Linked DNA regions of Homo sapiens: regions 1 and 3 are each linked to region 2. The links are chromatin contacts, found by Hi-C in ENCODE. All regions are on one chromosome and are shown on one strand. The core of a region is the stretch at or near the end of the contact, and the rest is flanking DNA. Distances in the headings are between cores, read along the strand shown.

Region 1 (3,734 bases), core at 1,077-3,576, 830 kb before region 2:
TTTTTTTTTTTTGTGGAGGCTTTATTGCGTAGGCATGATTGATCAAGTCATGGGCCATTGGTGATCAGCTTAACCAGCCCCGGAAGTTAGAGGGTGGGGCTGAAGGTTCCAACACACTAATCATGCCTTGGTCCTTCCTATGACCAGTCCCCATCCTGAAGCTATGCTGGAGCCCCCAGCCATCAGCCAATTCATTCAAATACAAAAAGATGTTCATCACTTTGGAGATTTCAAGGATTTTAGGAGCTATATGTCTGGAAATGGGATGAAGACCAAATATATATTTTATAATATCACAGGCCTTTTTAAAGCCCGTTCTGTGTTACTGTTTCTTACTAGACGTAAATGGAGCCAAACAAGGCATACTTATTAAATTTACAAATGTTAAAAGTGATCACTAGTATTTATCTGAAATTGTGTCCTAAAACAAACACGATAAAATTTAATAAGAATAAAACAAAAATCAAGATTTAAATACATAGAAGTATAGACTATGAAAGGTGGAAGATACGGTTTAATTTAGTTGATGTGAAATAGACTTGGGTGTTCTGTTTGAATCTAGGTAGTGTGTGCTTGCATCAAAGGGGTGGCTGATCAGCAGCTGGAGAACTGGAACTCAGTTCTTGGCCCACTGTATTTGAATATTGTATTCTCAGTGCACAATTTAGAGAGGAGAATGAAAATCAAAACACATTCAAAGCAAGGTGAATAGTGTGATTATGGCAGCTCACTGCTATTTGAAAAACACTTAAAAGAGAATTTTTGAAGAAATGTATTAGATCTGTTGGTTACTTAATAGTTGCCCCTACTATTTCAAGGCTTGCAGTGTCTATAAAGAATGAGATTCATATTGTGTTGTTCCTAGGGGCAGAACCAAGACCAGTAGTATCAGGGAAGTTGATTTGATGTTCATAAATGATACAGGCTATAGTGTTAAGCAGACCTGGTTGTTAATTCTGGCGTCAGCATTGGCTTTGGCAAAAAGAAGGAAACTTCTGGGTTTCATTTTCCTAATGTGTTTAATAGGTATAATAAGGCCCATCTCATTTTAAGGACTAGGAATAATGTGTGTAAGTTGCTCAGTTCCTGGCATAGGTAAATATTCAACAAATAATCATGGTTATATGTAATGATAAAAATAGAAATTTACAACATTGGAAATGTTCAAGTGGATAGTGGTCTGGTGGAAATATTGGAGAGAGTATTCCCACTTAAAATAGGGGACTGGACTTAGCCGTTATATCGATTCCAACTTTTAGAATGGTTTGAATGTCCACCTTGGCATGTTACGTCGTTTCTCCCTGACTGTGCTTTTATTTGCTTCACAAAGCAAGCAAGTCCAATCTCTTTTAACCAAGTTTAATTTATAGGCTTTCGTGGACTTCTGGAAGTCAACTGACTTCGAAGTTAGGACAGCATGGGGGGATTGGGGGAGTAGCTATGACAATGAGGAGTTTTAAGAGTGAGAAAACACAATGTCTATGAGAACATGGACTTCTCTTTTAGAGGCTCCATGAGCTACTCAGAGAGGAGGTTATGAGGGTTGGTTAAGGTACGAGAGGCACAAAGTGAAAGAAGCCTCCACTACTTCAAACCACATCAGGGCTTTTGGCAAGAGCTACATGAAAAATAGGCTCACAGGCAGCCTGGCGAGGCGGGTCTGGGCTTGCAGGCTGGCGCTAAGGACCGGCAGTTGGGAGACTCTCAGGGACCCGATGGAGGGCCTTGGGCACCACCAGTTTACCGCATGGGTTGGAGAGACAAAAAAAGAGGAGAGCGACAAAAGGGGGAAAATAGGTCCGATGATCAGAGGAGGAAGACGAAGGCTGGCTGGTCATTAGATGCGTCTTGTTTGCCGCCAAAGGGCAGGGGTTACGAGCTGTGCAGCCAGACTGGGTGTTGCAACCCGAGCGCTCCCTCCGCCCGGGGCGTCCATCCTCGCCGGGGGCGAAGCTCTCCACACGCTCTTTGCCCCTTCCTGCGCCTCCTGGCTGCTAGTCAGTCCTGTTAGGGCACTTCTGGAAACCTGCTGTCGACTCGCTGCCTTGGTCCGACTTTGATCGCGGCCTTGATAACTTGGCGCAGCGCCCCGTCTCCTTTCCTCCGGTCCCTCTCCCGCCCACCCGGCCTCACCGGCCACTTCGCCTCAAGCGCTGGAGTCGACCAGAACTCTGCGGCTCGGCTGCCGGCAAGACCCGGATAGCGGATTTCGCTCCTGGCTGCGGGGCGCGCACTCGCCCGCCCGCCCGCTCGCTCGTTCCTCGCGCGGGCACTGGGCATGCGCGGCGCGCGGTTGGCACTGGCTGCGAGCGGGCGGGCGGCTCCAGACTTCACAGGCAGCAGCTAGCGAGGCGGTCTCGCCCGGCGCGAGGCCGGCGCTGTGCTCGCCTCGGAGATCGCTGCTCTTTAGCTGGGTGCAGAAGGCGGCTCCGCGGCTCGCGGACGACTGGCTGGGCGCGAATCAGATTGGGGGGCTTTCTCCCGGTCCCCTCCCACCTCGTCTGGGCTCGCGGCGTCTCCGGGGAAAGCCGTGGCCCCGAGGGCGGATCCGAGGTAAGAGCCCCTTGGCGAAAGGCGCCGGTCCCGGGGTCCGGCGGCTTTGACTTTCTCGATTTTAAAAATCCGCCTTTGTGTGCTGGAATCGGAGCGGTGCCAGGAGCCGCGTCCGCCTCCCTTCACTTTGACTGCTTTCAACTGGTGTTGGCAGCCAGGTGCGGTAGGGCGCTGCGGCCGGAGGCGTCCGCTCGCCGGGTCCGGGCAAGCTGTGGGGCCCGTGCAGACCCGCGCCCAGGGCTCCGGGAGGCTGGGCAGGGAGGGTTCGCCGTGGCCCAGTGATATTCATGGTAACCTGAGCTTCCGCAGATACACCTGCGCTCATCTGGTCCGTGGGGCGACTGCAGACCGAGTATCCCGATCTCGGCTTATTACGTTAGACTTGGGATTTGTGCGCTGCTCTGCCAACCCGCCTCAAATGGGGAGGGGTTCTTTTCAAAATGACCCTTTAGGGCAGGGTCCCACCCCCGTTTACCCCCTCGAATTAACATAGCTAATTGTTTCGGAATCGTTGTCAATGCCTAATGGCTGTTGACTTTCTTAGCTTGCTCCACTTTACTCACCATTTTACTTTTGGGAAGACAGACGGCCTTTCTCCGGTTGTGGTCAGTTCATGCATTTGAAAGGGGTTTCCCCACCCATGTACTCCCTGCCCTCTCCGATGTTCTCACTCTTACTTTCCTTCCTAGGACTACCTGTTTGCAAAATCTTTGCACCGACCGTTCTCCGGCAGTGTTTCTCAAATCCTCCTCCTCCCATAGGGCCCGTAGTACTGTTGGAATCTCGCGGGGGGCAGGACGCCGTGGTTAGGATTTGAAATCCGCAGACATCTAGAGCGGTGAAGGATTAGGAATTAGAATCCTCCTTTACAAAATATGTTTCAGTGAAATGTGTTACTGCTTCTCTTTTCAAGGTTTCTTGCCTTAGATAGTAAGGGGAATAGGTAAAAGAGCTAATATGTTAGGATGAGTTCAGGTAAAACTTGATTTCAGATGTGTGAAGAGTGTGACTTTTTGGCTTTGTCATTTTTGGGAAATAGGAGAGTTAGGATTCCGGGCAATCTTCTTTATATTGAAAAAGCCCCTCAAAGTAACTGTGTTGTGTATTGCCTCTAGTTTATTTTCATTGAAAGGACTCCATTCTTCCACAGCTCCTTGGGTTCTGGAAAGTGAGCACTAGTA
Region 2 (3,799 bases), core at 657-3,156:
CCTATGCTGACAAAAAAAAAATTAAATTTGTCTGCTTCTGTCTTCCCCATTACATCTTTTAGCTACTTGAGGTCTAGGACTGTGTCTTGTTTATTTCTGTACCTTTCCGTGGCTCCTTGCATATGACCAGGAATTAAGTATATTTTGATAATTGGAGTCCTTTTAGAACTTTCTAAAATTATGAATGCTCTCTCATCCCCCAATAAATACATTAATCTATAATACAAATCTGTAAAATATGTATTGATTTTACAGATTTTTCTGGGAAGGGGTGCTCCCATACCCTCCGATATACACTGGGCTCTGGAGGGAAAAAAAAAGCCAGGTTTGCCTAGTGAGGTGTTCCCTAATAACATGAGAAATGAGTGGTGGAATAGAGACCATGCATTTACCATTTTTCATTTTTAAATATTTCTTGTTACAATTAATGTATTCTGCCTGTGTTATTTTAATTGTCTCCTAGGTACAACATAAGTTCCACAGGGCAGCAGAGATGTCGCCTGCGGTCTATTGCTGCACAAGGGAACTAGAACAGTACTTGAAAGAAAAGAGGTGCTCGATAAATGTTATGGAATGAATAAATGTATCCCCTCTTGAGGGTGCAGAGCTATAGAATGTGTAAGTTACTGCCTTCTGTGTAAATTAGGGTTTGCTTTGTTTTTACAATAAAGTTATGTACATTGTTTCAAGGGCTGTATTCTGTCTATGCTATTTTAAAATTTATAGAATAAAGTGGTATTAGGCTTTTAGTATTTTTGCTCATTTTAATTATATACTATTTTCCTTTTCATATTTTTCTAGGCTAATCTCTTCTCACGTGAAATGACTCCCTTGATTATTCCGATTTCATTGACTCTAAGTAGAAGGCAAACCCTGTGGTATCAATTTACAAAGGGAAATGAAGAAGATGCAGTACATTTAGGTGAAAACAAAATAAACGTCAGTTTCTCCAAATTTGTGTGCTTAGTCAGATCTAAATATATTGATGTAGTGTAAATACTGAATATTGAAATATTAACCTAAATAAGCATTTATTATTGGTAACAGCTACGGGAATATACAGCATGAATGTGACTTGGCTGCTTAAAAACTGTTCCTCAGATGGTTTAAACATGGCCTCCGAGACTTGTTCCCATTTAAATTACTTCATAAACCATTTCCTCAAATATGGTACAAAGTCTATTTTGGCACTTGTTAAGTTGTCACAAATTCTGAGTTGGAAGACTATGAATTAATGAAGTTTTACTTCCTTTTGTAATTTCTTTCCTAGGTTTCATCAAAGACAGTACTTTCGCTTGCTTGTTTGTTTCATTTGAAGAAAAATCAGCCAAAACTATTAAAAACAATATTTGACTGTTTGTAGTGCAATACAAAGCTACGTCTTGAAATTATAACCAACAAAACTCCAAAAATCTGTTTAAGGACACATTTTTAAATTTAGGACCGTAGTATATGCAGTTAACAATCATCATTTCTTAGCACTCTACATTCACTGCCAGCAAACTTTCAACGTATCTGGTTGATAATGAAGCTGGCGGGGACCCAGTGGGAACAGAAGTGAGTGGTACAAAGTAAAGCCGATGTGAATTTATTGCTACTGGTTTCAGGCTCCTTACCTCCATAGGCTTATGCACTGCAATGACCTGATTATCAGAAATACCCTCACAATTATTCATAATACCCATAGCTATAGGCTCCACACTCTTGCGTGTACATTCATGCATCTCCACGTCACACGGGCTGTCATGCTCGCACATGTGCCATTAATTGACAAGAATGCTGCTCAAGTTGGCTGATCAAGAGATAGGCAGTGCAAAGGAACAGGATTTGAGACAGCCCAGGGTTTCCTCTTCAAGTAGGTCTAAAACATTTTTTTTTCTCATTGACTTCCTTCCTGTTCTAACTGCCAGTACTCAGAAGTCAGAGTTGAGAGACAGAGGCACCCCGGACAGAGACGTGAAGCACTGAATGTAAGTTCAAATACCTCGGGCTGGGGAGGCTTCAGGTGGGCACAGAGCAAAGTCGGAAACCTCTAGACGGGGCTACCGCCCTCGACAGTTTATTATTTTTTTAGAGGGGCAGTTCTTCTTTAAAACAAACTTTATGATAAGAAATTGCTAAGGAGGCTGCAGAGAAGGGGAAGTTAGAGGAGGGAAGGGTAGCAGTGACTCAGGGGAGGAGGCTTAAAAAAGGAGGGTACAGGGTGCGCTGCAGCCCAGGAAGTGCAATCCTGAATATTCTCAGAAGGGCTCTGAGAACACGCACCGGGAGTGCCTGGAGGGGTTTCCTGCAAAGTAGGAGCAGGCACCTGGCCAGGCTTGGAAGAAAAAGACTGTAGATCCAAAATGATACGGTCTGTGCTGGTGGATGGTGGGTTGTGCTGGGGTGGAGATATGTGGTTTCCTGTTTTTAAGCAGACAATGTAAAAAGACTGGTTGAAAGAGAAAAAAAAATGGTTCAAAGCTGTCAAATATTAAACTGTCTTCCACTAAATAATTTTCTGGTGATATAAGAGAAATGCATAATGAAATCCTCCCTTAGAGTGCAGGGGCTTTATCCCTCAAAGAGGAAGTATGGTATAGCACATTGTTATGTACTCATGAGTCATACAGTGATAGAATTTCTACCACTGACAAAGGCTGTGTATTAAATTCCTGCAGTCGGATGGGCAGATCTTTGCTGTTGTTGTCAAAAATAATAATAGGGCTGGGCGTGGTGGCTCACGCCTGCAATCCCAGCACTTTGGGAGGCCGAGGCGGGTAGATCACCTGAGGTCAGGAGTTCAAGACCGGCTTGACCAACATGGTGAAACCCCATCTCTACTGAAAATACAAAATTAGCTGGGTGTGGTGGTGCATCCCTGTAATCCCAGTTATTTGGGAGGCTGAGGCAGGAGAATCACTTGAACCCAGGAGGCAGGGGTTGCAGTGAGCCAAGATCACGCCATTGCACTCCAGCATGGGCAACAAGAGCGAAACTCTGGCTCAAAAAATAAAAATATTAATAATGATAATAGCCCTTTAGGTATGAGATAACTAACAGCAAACATGGAAAACACCAAATAACGTATTAAGAGACAGGTTTGAGAAAAATTCAAGGGGGCCCAGCTAGGACAGCTGATCAGTGGGCCTTCAAAATGTCAAGGTCTGAATTTCAGCCACCATTAGGAGAAGTGCTTTAGGTATGACCTGAAATACTTTCTTCCCTTTTAGAGGACTTCCCAGCCAGCATGTTTCATAAACATAATCTGTAATTAAACTCTAGACCTATGGTAACTTGAGGTGTGTGTCTGGCAAGCCCTGGGCAGTTCTTCATTCAGAGTGGGGAAAGGCAGACTGCTCTCACCCGGAGGGCTCATGGTCACCACTTCACATGGAGACCTAGAGCCCCTGGAGTCAGGGTTGGCCTGGCCATCTTCACTGCAGGGATGGTCAGGCACAGGAGATCAAGAGGACCATGGCACCTGTTGGTCCGGAGAGACAGGGGGCAGAGGTCCAGTCCCTAGCAGGCATCGTGAATCTTGCCATTGGCTTTGTGTTTTTTTAATTTGTAAGAATATATTCCCTCCCAAAGCAGATATAGCACAAGCTTAGTAACAAGAGCATCTTACTCTTTTGTGAGATGTGTGAAATTCTAAGAGACAGTTCTTTCTCCATCCATGCTTCACAGATGCAAAACCTGAGGACTAACTATGCTGTCACTGAACAGAAACTGGCAAGCATTTTTCAGGCCTCGACTGGAATTTGGTCCTTCCTTGCTTTGGAGAGCATGAGTTTGTCCCCTAGGGAAGTTAGCTCTG
Region 3 (3,524 bases), core at 313-2,812, 800 kb after region 2:
ATAACTTCCACCAACTTTTCTCTGCCAAGTCACCACTTTCTCTTGGGAACCAGCTCCCTTAATGGTAGTTCAGTCTGATTTCTTTTACTTTGGTCACTTTGGGCTATTCAGAATAGTCTTGTTTCAGTTTGTGAGCCCTAGTCCTCTTCATTTTAAAACATTATCTTAATCTGTTCCTGCTGCTATAACAAAATACTGAGAGTGGATAATTTATAAATAACAGAAATATGGGCAGGCGCAGTGGCTCATGCCTGTAATCGCAGCACTTTGGGAGGCAGAGGCAGGCAGATCACAAGGTCAAGAGATTGAGGCCATCCTGGCCAACATGGTGAAACCCCATCTCTACTAAAAAATACACAAATTAGCTGGGGATAGTGTCACGTGCCTGTAGTCCCAGTTATTCGGGAAGCTGAGGCAGGAGAATCGCTTGAACCCAGGAGGTGGAGGTTGCAGTGAGCCGAGATCACGCCACTGCACTCCAGCTTGCTGACAGAGCAAGACTCCATCTCAAAAAAGAAAGAAGAAAAAAGAAAAACGGAAAAAGAAATATATTTTTCGCAGTTCTGGAGGCTGGGAAGTCCAAGACCAAGTTGCTGGCAGATTTGGTAGAAAGTAGAATTGCTCTGAGAATGTATTCAATAAAGAGTTTTAAATTTAGTAAAGGAGAAACAAGCAGAAAATTTGAATATTAAAATAAGACAGTTGCTTTTGGTGACGAATTACTTTGTATATACTGGTTAAACATTTTTGAGAGAGTGGAGATTCTACTTTCTACAGTAGCAACACAAATAAGCTCAAATAACCTGCTTTATTAGATTTACCACAAATAACAACATATCTGCTCTATTTGGCCAGAATTGTAGGTTTGTTATCACAGCAATTTTCTTAGTGTTATATATTTTTCAGTGGATGTTTTCCAACATGTTCTTGGGTTCACATTATAGTACAACATTACTCAGTTTATAAGCAAATTGAGAATTAATTATCTACATTTTATTTAAACAACAGTCTTGTAGATGTGTAGTATGAGTTACAGTAGCCAAGACAGCAAATCCTACAACATTCTGTTGTCTCATTAATTACCAGACATCATCTATACGTAACACCAAACAAATCTCTCAGATTTGATGTCTGGTAAAATTTCTCTCTCTGCTTTCAAGATGGTGCCCTGTTGCTGCATCTTTTGATGAGGACAAACTCTATGTCCTCACATAGCAGAAGAGAAGAAGGGGCAAACTCACTTCCTCAAGCCCTTTTGTAAGCACAAAATCTCATTCATAAAGGTGAAGTCCTTATGACTTAATCACCCTCCGATGGCCCCACTTTCTAATACCATCACCTTGTGTATTAGCTGCTAACATATGAATTTTGGAGGGATGCATACATTCAAATCATAACAAACATCTGTCTGATGCTTAATTCAAAGCTCTCTCACTCCTCTCTCCAGTTCAGGTTTCAGGGGCCTAGAGGAAGGGAGTGAACCCTCTTTAATTATCAGGCCCAGTGAAGCATTGAATTGTGACAGTGTGTGACAGCAGTCATGTTTCACTTCCCTTTGAGCTAAATCATTTCATCTTAAAGCCACCTGCTCTGTGGGCTCTAGAGTAACTGATGCCAAGTAGCCATAAAATGCATTGCACTGGACATCATAACTCATACACTGTAGTTCAACAACGTAAAGCCAATCACTAACCAATGTTAATTCCATAAATCAGTGAGAATTCCTGTCTAACAACTTTGTATCTGCCCACTCCTTCTCCCCTTTTGCCTTTAAAAACCTGCTTGTAACAAAGACTAAATAGAAGCACTCCTCAAGGCAGCTTAAATGTGTGTCCCAGGTAGCCATCCTCAACCTTGGCGCAAATAAACTCTCTATGTTAATTGTGCCTTTATTTCTTTCTTTAGGTCAACAGGGTGGCTGTCATCACCTGCTCTTTCCATCTCCCTCCTTCCTCCATTGCTTACCTCCCTGAGACTGAGTCAGGAACAAGGCTGAGGGATGCAGATGGTGGCACCTCCCCACGTTTCTTTTAATCATTCTCACTGTCTGGCTGGTTGCTTGAAGGGTAGTGGTTTGCCACTGGTAGTACTGGGAATGACTTTAGATGCTCCTGATAAGGCTCCATCCCAGGTGCTCTGTTGGCATTGGTATTGAGGACATCTGTCCTCCAAGGTTCCCTACTGAGGGTCTGCAGCAAATTGTAGAATCCATCTTCTGCATGCCTCAGGAAACAGAGACCCAAGGGAATCATCTGTGCCCCTCCCCCATCGAGCTATACCCCTGAGTCCTGCTCCTTGGTGCTCCTTCTCTTGCTCTGGGGCAGGTCAGCAAGCCCAGTGGCCTTAGGCGGTGGCTTCTTCTCCTCCTCCTCCTCCTTCTCCTTCTTTTTCTTCCTCCTCTTCCTCCTCCTCTTCTTCCTCTTCCTCCTCCTCCTCCTTCTTCCTATATGTTTGCATTATTTAATTTTTAAATTTTAACTTTTATTTTAAATGTGGAGGGTGCATGTGCAGGTTTGAACCCAGGTTGTGAGCATAGTAGCCAATAGGTAGTTTTTCAACTCACACACCACTCTTCCCTTGCCTCCCCTCTCTAGTAGTCCACAGTGTCCATGTTTGTCCGTGTGTGCTCAATGTTTAGTTCCCACCAATAAGTGAGAACAAGTGGTATTTGGTTTTCTGTTCCTGCATTAATTCACTCAGGATAATGACCTCCAGCTCCAACCATGTTGCTGCAAAGGACATGATTTCATTCTTTTTCATGGCTGTGTAGTATTCATTCCATGGTGTATATGTACCACATTTTCTTTATCTGATCCACCATTGATGGGCACCTAGGTTGATTCCATGTCTTTGCTATTGTGAATAGCACAGTGATGAACATACCAGTGCATGTGTCCTTTGGTGTAATGATCTACTTTTCTTTGGGTATATACCCAGTAATGGGGTTGTGGGGTCAGATGGTATCTCTGTTTTAAGTTCTTTGAGAAATCTCCGAACTGCTTTCTATAGTGGCCAAACTAATTGACATTCCCACCCGCAGTGTCTAAGTGTTCCTCTTTCTCTGCTGCCTTGTCAGCATCTGTTGTTTTTTGACCTTTTTTTTTTTTTTTTTCTTTTTGAGAGGGAGTCTTGGTCTGTCACCCAGGGTGGAGTGCAGTTGTGCGATCCCAGCTCACTGCAACCTCCGCCTCCCAGGTTCAAGCGATTCTCCTGCCTCAGCCTCCCAAGTAGTTGGGATTACACGTATGTGCCACTATGCTCAGCTAATTTTTGTATTTTTAGTAGAGATGTGGTTTCACCACGTTGGCCAGGCTGGTCTCGAACTCCTGACCTCAAGTGATCCGCCCGCCTTGGCCTCTCAGAGTGTTGGGATTACAGGCGTGAGCCACTGCGCCTGGCCATTTTTTGACTTTTAATAATAGCCATTCTGGCTGGTCTGAGATAGTACCTCATTATGGTTTTGATTTGCTCTTCTCTGATGATTAGTGATGCTGAGCATTTTTCATGTTTGTTGGCCTCTTGTA

Evidence for each region. Hi-C counts contacts between places; a loop is a spot of excess contacts on that map. Pooled maps may share reads with other maps.
Region 1: a map of GM12878 shows a loop between it and region 2 (2.8-fold over the local background). The contact joins the promoter of EPS8 here to the promoter of ARHGDIB in region 2. A Hi-C loop is called at or near these places in 1 of 168 maps with a recorded cell type or tissue (GM12878), 2 of 37 single-sample maps with no recorded cell type and 10 of 50 pooled maps.
Region 3: a map of B cell shows a loop between it and region 2 (13-fold over the local background). The contact joins the enhancer-like site here to the promoter of ARHGDIB in region 2. A Hi-C loop is called at or near these places in 2 of 168 maps with a recorded cell type or tissue (B cell and OCI-LY7), 14 of 37 single-sample maps with no recorded cell type and 6 of 50 pooled maps.

The regions. Positions count from the first base shown.
Region 1 is chr12:15,787,980-15,791,713 of GRCh38, reverse strand. EPS8 (EGFR pathway substrate 8, signaling adaptor) reads left to right here and starts at 2,326. Exons shown (of 21, transcript NM_004447.6): 1 at 2,326-2,553. RefSeq lists silencers at 2,119-2,468, 2,729-2,848, 3,179-3,258.
Region 2 is chr12:14,959,708-14,963,506 of GRCh38, reverse strand. It overlaps ARHGDIB (Rho GDP dissociation inhibitor beta), which reads left to right and starts at 1,906. Exons shown (of 6, transcript NM_001175.7): 1 at 1,906-1,970. RefSeq lists enhancers at 2,084-2,203, 3,454-3,563.
Region 3 is chr12:14,155,314-14,158,837 of GRCh38, reverse strand. No RefSeq gene overlaps it. Among named protein-coding and RNA genes, the nearest start is that of GRIN2B, 180 kb to the right of the region's middle. Within about 2 kb of position 1,562, at least 2 of the 41 ENCODE cell types and tissues checked have a DNase peak (open chromatin) inside an H3K27ac peak, as active enhancers do; they include B cell and OCI-LY7, where a contact is called at or near this core.